Regions from separate parts of the Homo sapiens genome. Here all the other regions are linked to region 3. The links are chromatin contacts, found by Hi-C or POLR2A ChIA-PET in ENCODE. All regions are on one chromosome and are shown on one strand. Each heading gives the region's core, a stretch centred on a gene start or an enhancer-like site at or near the end of the contact. The rest is flanking DNA. Distances are from core to core; before and after follow the strand shown.

The links. A loop is a pair of places that touch in the nucleus more often than their neighbours do. ChIA-PET counts read pairs that join two places held with the same protein, here RNA polymerase II (POLR2A). Pooled maps may share reads with other maps.
Region 1: a pooled map shows a loop between it and region 3 (11-fold over the local background). The contact joins the enhancer-like site here to the promoter of CZ1P-ASNS in region 3. A Hi-C loop is called at or near these places in 3 of 37 single-sample maps with no recorded cell type and 8 of 50 pooled maps. POLR2A ChIA-PET finds 5 or more read pairs at or near these places in 3 of 52 experiments (CD8-positive, alpha-beta T cell, activated naive CD4-positive, alpha-beta T cell and naive thymus-derived CD8-positive, alpha-beta T cell).
Region 2: a loop to region 3 is called in a pooled map, with 4 times the contacts of the local background. The contact joins the enhancer-like site here to the promoter of CZ1P-ASNS in region 3. A Hi-C loop is called at or near these places in 2 of 37 single-sample maps with no recorded cell type and 8 of 50 pooled maps. POLR2A ChIA-PET finds 5 or more read pairs at or near these places in 3 of 52 experiments (OCI-LY7, PC-9 and activated T-cell).
Region 4: a loop to region 3 is called in a map of B cell, with 14 times the contacts of the local background. The contact joins the enhancer-like site here to the promoter of CZ1P-ASNS in region 3. A Hi-C loop is called at or near these places in 3 of 168 maps with a recorded cell type or tissue (B cell, CD4-positive, alpha-beta memory T cell and PC-3), 1 of 37 single-sample maps with no recorded cell type and 15 of 50 pooled maps. POLR2A ChIA-PET finds 5 or more read pairs at or near these places in 2 of 52 experiments (OCI-LY7 and activated naive CD4-positive, alpha-beta T cell).

Annotation. Positions count from the first base shown.
Region 1 is chr7:98,201,672-98,204,906 of GRCh38, reverse strand. LMTK2 (lemur tyrosine kinase 2) reads right to left here. Exons shown (of 14, transcript NM_014916.4): 12 at 1,201-1,333; 13 at 721-963. Among named protein-coding and RNA genes, the nearest start is that of BHLHA15, 8.2 kb to the left of the region's middle. RefSeq lists an enhancer at 1,135-1,314. Within about 2 kb of position 1,651, at least 4 of the 41 ENCODE cell types and tissues checked have a DNase peak (open chromatin) inside an H3K27ac peak, as active enhancers do; they include CD8-positive, alpha-beta T cell, where a contact is called at or near this core.
Region 2 is chr7:98,130,026-98,133,377 of GRCh38, reverse strand. The region is part of intron 1 of LMTK2 (lemur tyrosine kinase 2); the gene reads right to left. Among named protein-coding and RNA genes, the nearest start is that of LMTK2, 25 kb to the right of the region's middle. RefSeq lists an enhancer at 487-987. Within about 2 kb of position 1,302, at least 18 of the 41 ENCODE cell types and tissues checked have a DNase peak (open chromatin) inside an H3K27ac peak, as active enhancers do; they include PC-9, where a contact is called at or near this core.
Region 3 is chr7:97,971,108-97,973,807 of GRCh38, reverse strand. It overlaps CZ1P-ASNS (CZ1P-ASNS readthrough), which reads left to right and starts at 1,450. Exons shown (of 19, transcript NR_147989.1): 1 at 1,450-1,673. It also overlaps the pseudogene CCZ1P-OR7E38P and the pseudogene CCZ1P1. RefSeq lists a silencer at 1,545-1,854.
Region 4 is chr7:98,167,419-98,170,932 of GRCh38, reverse strand. The region is part of intron 6 of LMTK2 (lemur tyrosine kinase 2); the gene reads right to left. Among named protein-coding and RNA genes, the nearest start is that of BHLHA15, 42 kb to the left of the region's middle. Within about 2 kb of position 2,197, at least 3 of the 41 ENCODE cell types and tissues checked have a DNase peak (open chromatin) inside an H3K27ac peak, as active enhancers do.

The DNA of each region.
Region 1 (3,235 bases), core at 402-2,901, 230 kb before region 3:
GGCTGGTCCCAAGTCCAGGGGTCAAGTGCTCTTACGAGCCTGCTGAAGAGCAGGTTCTCTCTGGGAAAGGAGGAGACAGAGTGCGGAGGAGGGACTATGCAGCCACAGGAGAAAAAGAGGAGATGGCGCGCAGCCTGGGCGTTCCTGGGACCCAGAGCCCCTCTGCCTCAGCCTGGCCCCACAGGGTGGCCGGTAACGAGCCTGAGAGTGACCACAACAGGCAGGGGGCATGGCCCCGAGAGCACACTCAGGATGCTGGCAGTTTTATTTATTTATTTTAGAGGCAGGGTCTTGCTCTGTCACCCATGCTGGAGGGCAGTGGCACAATCATAGGTCACTGTAGCCTTGAACTCCTGGGCTCAAGCATTCCTCCCACCTCAGCCTCCTGAGTAGCTGAAGTGCAGGTGCACACCACCACATCCAGCTAATTTTTTAGTTTTTATTTTTTTTAGAGATGGGGTCTCACTATGTTGCCCAGGCTGGTCTCACACTCCCAGGCTCAACTGATCCTCCCACCTCAGCCTCCTGAGTAGCTGGGATTACAGGCAGGAGTCACTGCACCCAGCTGATGATGGGAGTTTTATAAAAACAAGTTTGTAATCTACTCAGCAAATGTGAAGAAGACATGAGATTATCAGGCCTGCAAAACCACCATCTCCCAGCTGCAGCGCCCCACCCCCGACCCTGCACTCCCAATCCCCAGCACGCAGCGCCTCTCACCGCCCTGCTCGATGTCCGAGTCGGTCAGGTGTGTGAGGGAAAAGCTGGCAATGTTGGCGGGAGAGATGGAGAACCGGGAGTAAGGCGCCGAGTGCGGCCAGCTCTGCTCCGTGCTCCGGGCCGGTGGCGGCGGAGAAAAGTACTTGGATGTTTGGAGAGAAGGCTTGGAGCTGAGCAGGTTACTTGTTGTCTTTGACATAAAAGGATCTGGGGAGAAGTCATCATCCCACTCAAAGCCACCACCTAGAAATAAAAAATAAAACCCCACCCTTTTTATCACTGCGTGATGAGGGAGAGGGGGAGCCTCTGGGCAGGTGCGCCCTGCAGGTCGGAAGACACAGCCCGGCCCGGCTGGCAGATGGCAGTTCTGTGCCCATGTCAGGGGGCGTCATTAAAGCAACATGGGAAGTTACCCTCAAAAAACCTTTACATTACTCAATTTTTCAGTTTCCTTTAAAACTAGACAATGACGTGAAATACCTTCTTCGTCGGTGGAGCTTTCGGAGTTGATGCACCTGCTCAGGTAGGGAGAGCCTGAGGCTGGGGCTGGGCCGCTCAGGTCCGGGCCGCACGCCTCTCCTCCACAGGGCCCCAGCTCTTTGGTTGGGGTCTCCTGAAAAGTCAAACAGAAACTCCTGTCAGCAAAGGCCTGCTCACGGGAACCCCCCGTGTGACCGCTTCCCCACTGGCAGGCGCATCAGACTCATCGACTGAGAAGTAAGCGTCTCAAGACAAGGGCGGCTCCAGGCCTGGGAGGACGGACAGACACTAGGCCCTGTCTCTCCCTCTGCCTGCAGCTCTGACCTCGGCAGAGGCATGAAGCAGCCCTCTGAGGCTGCAGAGAAGCGCAGAGCAGCAGGCAGGCGGGCACGAGCGGCAGTGCTCAAGGTGCCACCCACCAGCAACAAGTGTGTCGGCTTCTCCTCCACAATCCCCCGCCTGGACTCAGGTCAGCCCGGAATCCAAAGTGGGCACTGCCCTGGACACAGTGCTCCAGGAGAAGCCCTTGGTTCTGGCTTCGGAGCAGGAAGGGGGTCTTCTGATGCTCAGAAAGAGAAGGGGGAATTCCAGCTTTCTTCTTTTCTCTGTTCTCTTGCTCTCCAGTCTCAAGCAATCCTGGGGCAACAGCTGCCTATAATCCTGAGGGCCATGAAGCCTCCTCTCCACTGGAGGACTGTGATCACGAGCGGGAGGGGACCCTCGCTGAGTTTTTTTCCCTTCTGTCCTCCCACTGCTTGGCTCCAGATGCGCGTGCGATTGCAGGAAGTATGGCACATCGTGTAACTAAAGCCTCAACTTTCTAGCTAGGGGACCAGAAAGCAGAGGCCCAAAGAACTGCAAGTATCAGGGACATCACAGAAGAGGGAGGAGCTCAAAAAGGTGACCCGATGAAGTTGCTGGGGGGCTCCTGGGCTGTGTGTGGTAGATCTGACTCTGAACACACCCAAGCTTTGAAAATGAACCTCAGGGGAGACCGGGGTGGGGTGCGGGGCACACACGTGGGGCAGGTTCAAACAGCACAGCGAAGGCTTTGAAAGGGGAACTGGGAGCTGACACTGAAACCACAACCCACAGAAGGCTGCTTGGAGCTTGTGGCCTGCACCCACCGGGTCAAGGCCTGCTAAGGTAAAAGTATCAACATGATTCACAGCATTTACACATGGCACAGACTGCCTAACATGATAGGAGGATCCAAAAGCTAAAATTACTTCACATACAAAAACCAGGAACACCTCAATTTACCTGGGAAAAGACAATCAACAGGTGCCAGTGTCACCGTACCACAGATGTTGGAATTATCTGAAAAAGGACTATTATAAAAATGCTCCTACAACTAAGGGGAAACACTCTTACCATGAACAGAAATAGGGAAAATCTTAGCAAAGGAACAGATGATAAGAAGAATGACAAAAAGCAAAACTCAGAAAAGAAAAGTATAATAACCAAAATCTAGCAATTCAATGGATGGGCTCAACAGCATAATGGAGATGACGAAGGAAATCATCAGGGACCTTGAAGACAGAGCAACAGAAATCACCCAATCCAAACAAGAGCAAGAAAAAAAAAACCTGGAGGAAGAAAGGACCAGAGCCTCAGAACCTATGAGAGAATACACAGGGTCTAACCCTGGAGTCCCAGGAAGAGAGGAGACAGGGCGTGGGGCAGAAAAAGTACTAGAAGAAAAGAATGCCTGAAAACTTCTTAAATTTGGTGAAAGATACAAAACTACAGATTTAAGTTTAGCAAAACAAAAACGGGATAAATACAAAGAAATTGGGCCAGGTGGGGTGGCTCACAACTGTGATCCCAGCACTTTGGGTGGCTGAAGCAGGAGGATCCCTTGAGGCCAGGAGTTCAAAACCAGCCTGGGCAACACAGTGAGATGCTGTCTCTACAAACAATTTAAAAATTAGCTAGGCGTGGTGGTGCACGCCTGTAGCCCCAGCTACTCAGGAGGCTGAGGAGGGAGGATCACTGGAGCCCAGGAGTTCAAGGGTGCAGTGACCTATGATCG
Region 2 (3,352 bases), core at 53-2,552, 160 kb before region 3:
TATACCGCCGTGGTCAAACTAGAAACCAGTCCCTGACACAGTTCCTGACTGCAGCTGTTAGAACCTGATAAAGAAAGGCAGCTTTAACATGCAGCCTACAGCACTGAGAAGGGCATACGTCGAGCCAGTCATCTACCAAACAACATCAAGAACAGGCATCACCATACATTTAGGCAGCTTTTCCCATCACAAATTGAGAGCAAGCACCACATGAGGTCTGGCGGAATACGTATGCTTTCCCCAAGACACTGATTAAAAAACACCCGGCATGTCTACAGCACATTCTGTGAGTTTTCATTTAATAGTTTTCAAAGCATTTTAATAGCTACCTAGAACTTGATTCAATAAGCAGAAAACTTGAGAAACTCTAAGAGGTAGGTACATATTATCTGTTTTAGAGACAGGTAATTTGGAGAATGCAATTTCTCAGTAATGACTCAAGGTAAGCCAGGAATACCACCTATTAATTCAACCATTATAACTCCAGCCCAATTATCTGATTCACGATCTCTAGAACCTCAGATGAAACTGGACCCATATGTAATTAACTAAAGAGTTGTCTGTGAAGCCATTTTGGGATTCAATTAAAAAAAAAATTAAAGGCCACAGATAAAAAGAAATGATGATCAATATTTAGATCCATTAGGGATTACAAAATGCTGGATATCCTAATGTTGTCATTCCTTGTTCAGTCACTAGTGGATATGCTTTTATAAAGAGAAATTTCCTCACATTTACTATTTGGTTACCCAGTGGTTCAAGTCATAAGGAAAAGGCAGACTAGATACTTCAATCTTTCTCTTTGCCAGTTTTTAAAAAATGAGTTGGTGGTTGGGTGCGGTGGCTCACGCCTGTAATCTCAGCACTTTGGGAGGCCAAGGTCGGGGGACCGCAAGGTCAGGAGATTGAGACCATCCTGACCAACATGGTGAAATCCCGTCTCTACTAAAATACAAAAAATTAGCCAGGCGTGGTGCCGCGCGCCTGTGGTCCCAGCTACTCGGGAGGCTGAGGCAGGGGAATTGCTTGAACCCAGGAGGCAGAGGTTGCAGTGAGCCAAAATTGCGCCACTGCACTCCAGCCTGGGCGACAGAGTGAGACTCCGTCTCAAAAAAAAAAAAGTTGGTTCACTAGCATCCTCTGGCAGTGACCAGTTCAGAGAGCTGCTGTCACTGTTTTGTGGTATCATCATGAGCTAATGGATTTAAAGCACCCACAGGCTTCCATCCGTTGTGGTTGTTCTGATTGACACTCCCATTGTCCTGTCTTTGGCAAGCAGGGCCTCTAAAGCGGTTTGCTCCCAAGCCCTCCCACAGGGTCCCGGCAGGCCTGGGTGGAGTTCTTGTTCCCTGGGTTGTTCCAGGCTCATCTTTTATAGTTTCTGTTTCAAACCTCCTATCAATCATTTCCCCAAAGAGCCCTGGTTTCTTTTAAAGTGAACTGCTAATGTAAAGACCTCGGTTCAGGAAGTAGAGCTGCTTATTCACTGCTGGTGTCACAACTACCTTAGAAAACAATGTATCACAGTTTTGTAACATTGAACTTTGGTACCCCTGTGGTCTAAGCAGCTGCTCTCTTCGGGTAATAGGGATCAGGAAACTGTGGCCACTGGGTGAAATCCTGCCCACAGTTTTTGTTTTGGTATGGCCTGAAAGCTAAGAATAATTAAGAATTCACGTTTTTAAATCGTATTTTTAATCCAAAATAACATTTTATGACACATGAAATTTATATCAATAGCTGATAACACAGAAAGACAGACATTATCTCCTGACAGAAAAACACATCACCACCTATGCAACAGTACTGCCCAAAACAAGCAAACAAAAACAATATCAAACCTGAATCTAATCAACCACCTAGATCCAAATGTCAATGTATAGGAAACATTATGAATAGCGAGACATGTGAAATACCACCACAAGAATGTAATCAGCAAAACACAGGCTGTGAAAAACACTTGGGGAGAAAAGCCTAGGAAAATGTAAAAAAGAAAGAGATGAAGAGAGGGAGAGTGGCAAACATTAAAAGACTTAAACGACCTACCCACCAATTCCAACATATGGATGTTATTTGAATCATGATTCAACCTATTTTAAAAACTATGACATTTCAGGCTATTGGAAATCTGAACACTAACTGACCATATTAAGAAAATGTAATTCATTTCTCCTTGGAGTGATAATGGTCATGTGCTTGTTTTTAAATGTAGTCCTTATCTTTTGGAGATAGTGACCTACTTAATGATGTCTGGAATTTGCTTCCAAACAGCACGAGGGCGTGGAGAAAGTGGACGGGGGCAGCATGAAGAAAGATGGGCTGCAGCTAATTCAGGCTGGGTGGAAGCTGTGTGGGAATTCATTACAGTATCTATGTCTTGCATGCTTGAAGCTTTCATTTATTAAATGAATTTAAAAGTTTAAATGGAAGAAAGCAGATATCATAATTTATAATCCATATTCTTGCCTACTCTTGATATGGCCATTAACGTGCTAGGGCTGTCATAATCAAGTATCACAAACTGGGTGACTCAAATAACCAAAATTTATTCTCTAGTTTTGGAAGCTCCAAGTCCAAGATCAAGGTGGCAGCAGGATGGGCTCCTTCTGAGGGCTGTGGTGGCAGGGTTTGTTCTAGGCCTCTCCTTGCTTCTGGCAGCTGGCTGCCTTTTCCCTAAGTCTCTTCCCATCATCTCCCCTCTACGTGTGTCTGTGTCCAAATTTCCTCTTCCTATATATAAGGACAGCAGTCACACTGGATTAGGCCCACCCTCATGACCGCATTTTCACTTGATCATCCCCGTAAAGACCCTCTCTCCAAATAAGGTCCCATTCTGAGGCACTGGGGTTAGGGTTTCCACGTATGAATTTAGGGGGAACACCATCCAACCCATCTCTAGGACAGATGCTTAAATGAAAACAAGGAAAAACAAAGAAGAGCCAAAGACCAGTAGGTGCACATATAACAGCAGCTACCTGCAAGGACAGAAACAGAGTGGCTGGGGGACAGAGTGTGCTATATCCTTTCCTATTTGTTGGTATAGCACAAAGGTGCTATATCCTTTCCTATTTGATGAATTTTGTACCCCCAGCTTCTCGCCATCTTTAACCTAATGGCAAAATTCCTTCATAAGGCTTCAGCATCCAACGTTGCCTGGCTACTTCTGACCTCCCAGCCCCGACTCCATCACTCCCCGCCAGCTCTCTACTATGAGCTATGATGACCCTCTCTCCATCCTTCCAGATGGATCTTCTGCCAATTCATTCTCATATCTTCCACCACCCAGAGACGCTAACATGACATGCTCCCCTGCCCCCACCATTCATTCATCCCTGCCCATCAGAGCTCAACT
Region 3 (2,700 bases), core at 201-2,700:
ATGATCTGGCCGCTGCACTCCAGCCTGGACAACAGAGCAAAGTGCTGTCTTAGAATAAAATACTTTTTAAATAAACTAAAAACAAAACAATGGGCCAGGTGTGGGTGGCTCACATCCGTAATCCCAGCACTTTGGGAGGCCAGGTGAGGCAGAATAGGGCATGAGGGTAACCAAGGGTTAAGGCAGAAACAAAAGAACAGCAGGTGCAGCCAGTTCTAGGCAAGATTAGGCAGCATGGAGGCCACGTGTTCATTCCGTCAATCAGGCGGAGAGGGGGGCGGGGGGAGGGTGACAGCTTCTGATTGACGGCGGGGGGTGGGTGGTGGTGCGCAAGTCTCCACTTCAGCCTCTGATTGGTCACAGGCCAATCCTTCAGAGGGTGTAACCAATCGGAGGCATCTAACGGGCACCTAGGGGCGTTACCTAATTCTTCCAGCTTAATAAAAATCCTGACGGGTGCTATCGAACCGTTTGCTCTATCCCGCTCCTGCTGTGTGAATTGTACTTTCGCTTCAATAAATCTGTCTCTTCCTTACTCCGGTTTTTTCTTTTGTTTCTTTTCGTTGCTTTGTTCTTTTGCTACTTTGTGCATTTTGTTCAATTCTTTGTTCAACACGCCAAGAACCTGGGCAATCCACGGTCAAGACCTTCCATCCAGTAACAGAGGCAGGAGGATCCCTTGATGCCAAGAGTTCGAGACCAGCTGGGGCAACAAAGTGAGACCCTGTCTCTACTCTCTAACTCTCTCTCTCTCTCTCTCTCTCTCTCTCTCTCTATATATATATATATATATATATATATTTTAATTATCTGGGCATGGTGGTGCATGCATGTGGTCTCAGCTACTCAGGCTGAGGTGGGAAGATCGCTTGAGCCTGGGAGTTGAGGCTGCAGTGAGCTATGATGGCACCACTGCACTCCAACCCGGGTGACAAAGCGAGATCCTGTCTCTAAATTAAATTAAAAACAATACCACCAAAACAACAACAGGTTGGGCGGTGGTGTCTCACGCCTATAATCGGAGCACTTTGGGAGGTCGAAATGGGAGACCATGTGAAGCCAGGAGTTCGAGAGCAGCCTGGGCAACACAGACCCCACCTCTACAAAAAATAAAACTGGCCTTGATGGCGCGCCCTGTAATCCTAGCTACTTGGGAGGCTGAGGCAGGGGGATGGCTTGAGTCCCAGAGGTTGAGGCTGCAGTGAGCTGAGATCCCGCCGCTACACTCCAGACTGGATGACAAACTGAGATCCTATCAAAAAACAAACAAACAAACAAACAGTGCCCCACTCAGTTTTTCCTGAAACGCGCAACCCTCGCCCGTAGCCAGGAGAAAACTCCGCGAGCCAGCAAAACACAAACTCGGCCGGGAAACAGACAACAAGGCCACCCTGGGGTGCCAGAAGAGGACGCTGCGAGGCGGGTTCTTCTTCCTGGTCGGCGGCGAGCGCTTCCGGGGTGGTGGCGAGGGAGGCGGAAGTGCGGTGTTCTAGCAGGTGGCTGCTTTCTCTGGGCTGGCTGTGGGAGGCTCCCGAGGTGGGGACCCGGCCGGGATGGCTGCAGCGGCGGCCGGGGCTGGGAGCGGGCCCTCGGCGGCCCAGGAGAAGCAGTTCCTGCCGGCGCTGCTGAGTTTCTTCATCTACAACCCGCGCTTCTGGCCGCGGGAAGGAGAGGTATGCGGAGGGGGCGGCGCGTGAGCGGGCGGCGTCGGTGCCCCCCAGGGGCGGCGGCCCTGTGGTTCTGCCCACCTCGAGCGGCACTGACCTAGCCTGCGTTGTGCCAGGTGCTGAGCCCGGGCCGGGGGCTGCGGCGGGGACCTGACAGCAGGCAGGGACCGCTTCAGGTCCTGGGTCGATGTCTGTCTATGGAATAAAGCCCCGTCAGGTCTGTATCACTCCACACCCCAGGTTCAGTCTCTTTGCGCTTTGCGTTGCGTCAGTTCTGGGAAATTAAAATTGAACTTGGCTTTGTTAAGTGGGTAGTCCCCAACTAGAAGCGTGGAAGCAGAGTGGCAGACGCTAGCCTTCAAATGATGCAAGCCTGGAGGACCCTGTAAAAGTTTTCACCCAAATGAGGAAAATTAGTTCCGGGACACGTGTGTGTGTGTGTGTGTAAGTTAGTTACGGGACACGTGTGTGTGTGTGTAAGTTCCGGGACACGTGTGTGTGTGTGTGTGTTTTCTGAGGTGGGGACGGCGACTTTCTCAAAGGATGTCCGGAGCTGTGTTTCGTTACCAGCAAGTCAGAGTTCTTTTAAAGACTGTCCAGGCTGGGCGCTGTAACTCACGCCTGTAATCCCAGCACTTTAGGAGGCCGAGATGGGAGGATTACTTGGAGCCAGGAGTTCCAGACCAGCCTGGGCAACAAAGCAAGACCCCCGACTCTACCAAAAAAAAAAAAAAAAAAAAAAAAAAAATCGAAAAATGAGCCAGGTGTGGTGGCACGCACCTGTATTTCCAGCTACTCAGGAGGCTGAGGCCAGAGGATCGCTTGTGATTGAGGCTGCAGGTGAGCTGTAATTGGGCCACTGCACTACAGCCTGGGTGACAGAGACCCCATCTCCAGAAAAAGAAAAAAAAAAAAAACTCGTCAGTTCAAATGCTTGGGAACTGGCTGGATTTAATTTTCAGGGAGCTATGTGTCTGCAGATGTGCAAACCTTTATTTCTTACAAGCATTGGTGTATTACAGATTAGCTCTAG
Region 4 (3,514 bases), core at 948-3,447, 200 kb before region 3:
GCCTACTCTTCAAAGGGGAGCAACCTGAGCAGGAAAATAAACAAACTTACAGTCAGATGCCCAGCACATGGCCATGACACTGCAGGGCTCCCCAGGCCTCCTCCAAGACTTCCCTGTGTTACGCTGTCTTTATTTCATGATTTTCATTTAGGATACTATGTTTTTGGGAGTTTACCGTGTATCTGTTATGGGGAACACCTTCTGAGGGAATAAAATCTTCCATATTCTCCTTACCATATGATTAAATATTTATTGATATGATTTCATTCCAAATTAAAGTTTCCTCGAATCAGTTAATAAAATTTAGAAAGCAAGCCAATAGCTTTCAGTGTTCTTTAAATCTGAGTCAAGAAAAGACGGCTGGAGGCGGGGAGCGGGAAAAAAAAGAAAAAAAAAAAAGACTCCTGAGGAAGGGCATTTTCCTTGACCAACTAAAGAGTACATGTCTTGTAACTGTTACTGAAGATAGCCAATTTATCAAATACCTCCCAGAATAAAACCTTAAAACACAGTATTCCTTTACAAACATTTACCCACATTTAATACTGAGTACATTCTGAGGTAACTTCTAGGTCCACTCCAAGAATCTAAATTTGTTTCCATTCCCAGTTTCCAAGATCTTTACATGAGTGATAATGTTGATATTAATAGTTGCCACCATTTGTGCTTTGAGCCCTGAGCCAAGCGTTATGTTAGGAGTTTTTGCACTTGTTACTGCAAATACAATATGAGATGTTTACCAGATATGGAACTGAGGCTTAGGGAGGGTAAGAAATTTGCCCAAGGCCACAGAGCTAATAAATGGTAGGGCTGTGCTTCTACTTTTCGGCTTACCAACTAGTCAAGAAAGGTCTATTTAGCAAGTGAATTAAATCAGTATGCAGACAACATCAATGTATTTTATAAGAATGAACATAAAATAACTGAAGGTCAATCCTATCAATCTGCTGGGGTCTCCCAAGCGTCATGTGACTGCTCTGCCAGGGGAGCAGTGGTCTTCCCTCGGTGCCGTGCACCTGGCATTGCTGTCCTTCATACATTTCCTTCCAAACGTGGTGCCTTCTCCTTTGTTTCCAACGAAATTAGAAGCCACTCCAGAGGAGAAAGAGAAAACTTTTTTTTTTTTCTTGTAAAAACATATGCCCCTCCATTCAGATTAGGCTCTGTGGAGCTTGGGAGTTGTAAGGATAACAAATGATTCAGAAGACAATTAAATTCACCCAGAAAAATTCCAGCAAAAAACTCCAGGACTACAGGCAGCTGGGAGTTTCATAAGGTAGCCCATAGAGAAAGTAAACATGAAAAAAGCTTAAGTCTATCTACATTACCAATGAAATGGTAATGAAATTCTTCTGCCTAACCCCTCCGCCACCAATACCCATCTAAGGAAAAACTTACTCTCACACGAAAACATGGTTTTGCTGGGCTGAATCTGGCCAATCCTAAAACCAACAGCAGCTGCTGGCAGGCAGTGAACTGCCACCCCAGCCATGAAGGCAGAGGAAGCGCAGAGCGGGCGTGGCTGCTTCTCAAGGGTATCTAAAGTATATTCACCACACTCACTGTTCTTAAAATGTCTTCTCTCCATAATAGCCCACTTCCCAAATTTCACTCAAAGACAGAATATAATCAACAGAAAGGGATTTTACTTAAGAATAGATAAAATCAGTACATTCCAGGCAAAAATATCTTTAACCCAGGAATAGGGAAGAACATCAAAGATTACTGGAGGCCCCTGGTCATGGTTCTCATGGTTGAGACTTGTCATGGATTGTGTAGGATCCAGGGTTAGTTCTATGTTTCAGAAAGGTCCATAGAGCTCTCCTGGTACCACAGTTTAAAAGAAAAAATCAACATAAAATCTTTAATTAGAGTAAAAATGTTTATGTTAAGCAAGTACTAAAATTTGATTCATTCTATCCAAAACAGACATATTATCTGATTTATTTGTACTTTAATGGTGCTTAGTGAATAGACATGATTATTTTGGTCCATTATTTAAAGAAAAAAGCTCACCAAGAATAGCAATGTATTCTGAATTAAAATAAACATTCCTTTATCCAAGTTTTAAAAATTTCTCAGCTTCCCAAAACCCCCCAAAAAACTCCCGAAGGAAAACTTAGGACACTAGATGGCAGCAGAGCGCTACACCAAGCTCTCCATCAGCAGAGCAAGTGACCTGCAACGCCCTGGTAGAATGAGTCATTCAAACACCTGTAAATAGGTTCCTCGCAAGCCCGCTCCTCAATGCTGACATGAATGGCCAGGGAGGGCTTTATATAGCTTTTCTGCAGGACACTAGGAGCAATTAATTAATTTCAGTACTGTGTAAAAAGTCAACAAGTAAATAGCTTTAGAACTGAAAAATTAAAGTCATTTATATGTTTAATAGGATGATTCTGGGGAAAAACATAATCTTCAATAATTTTATTGAAAGGATGAAAGAATGATATAGACAGCGCAACACCCCCGCTTCTGCTAATGAAATAGAAGACATGCAGACTGGGGCAGCTGACGCCGCCACGCCTCCGCGAAGCCCGGGGCCTCGCTTCCCTCCCAGCAGCTCTCTGCCTGTGTCTATTTTTTCTCAGCACCACTGGTCCCCCCGCCCACTGGCATCCATAACCTTATACATCATCTCCTCTTTGGTTGCCATGGATTCTTCGTCTTGTGCCTTTCTAAGCTCAGTCCTCTCGAGAGTCCATCTCTTCTCTCTGCTCTGGCCCCAAACACCTCCCAGGTAAACCCAGCCCTCCCCTCCCCAGCCCTCCACTTCTTTCTCCTTTCCGTAGTTAAACTCCTCAGAAGCCTGGTCGGTCCTGGCTCCTTGTTCAGGAACCCCTTGCCACCATCAGAAGCACTTGCATCCACCATTCAGTGGCAGCTGCTCTCGCCAGGCCTATCAAGGAGTGACCTGCCCACTTCTCCCCAAGCACAGCTGGTCGGGTCTCATCTCACCAGCATTAATGGAGACCGGCCCGTTCTTTCCTTGCTTAAACATGTTCTTCACCAGCCTTCGGGCACCGCAACCTCCTGCGTTTCTTCTTATCCCACTGGCCGCTCCTTCCTCGGCCCCCCCACTGGCTCTCCCTCCTCTCGTTGATCCGTAAGGACCCTGGAGCTCCGTCCTGGTCCTCAGTCCTGGGGGCGCTCCCCGACCAGGGGTTTCAGCCACCCCATGGCTTGAAAGCCCATGCCTCACGTACAGCTCTCTGGCCCAGCCCCTCATCTCCTGACTCAACTTCCCTCCCTGTATGCCTAAGAGCCCTCTGGCACAAACCTCTGCCAGTCTCAGTAAGTGGCATCGCCGTTTTCCAAGTGCGTCAGACCAAAAGTGAAGATGTCATTTGTGAGTTCTGCCTCTAGGCAGCCACATCCAACCCGTCACCAAGTTCTGGGTCTGTTTTCAAACTACCTCCCATGCCTCCGCTGCTGTGGTATTGGTCCCAGCACCACCCCACCTTGAGGACACACCTGCGCCAGTCTCCCTGCGGCCTCCCTGCATCCATTCGCC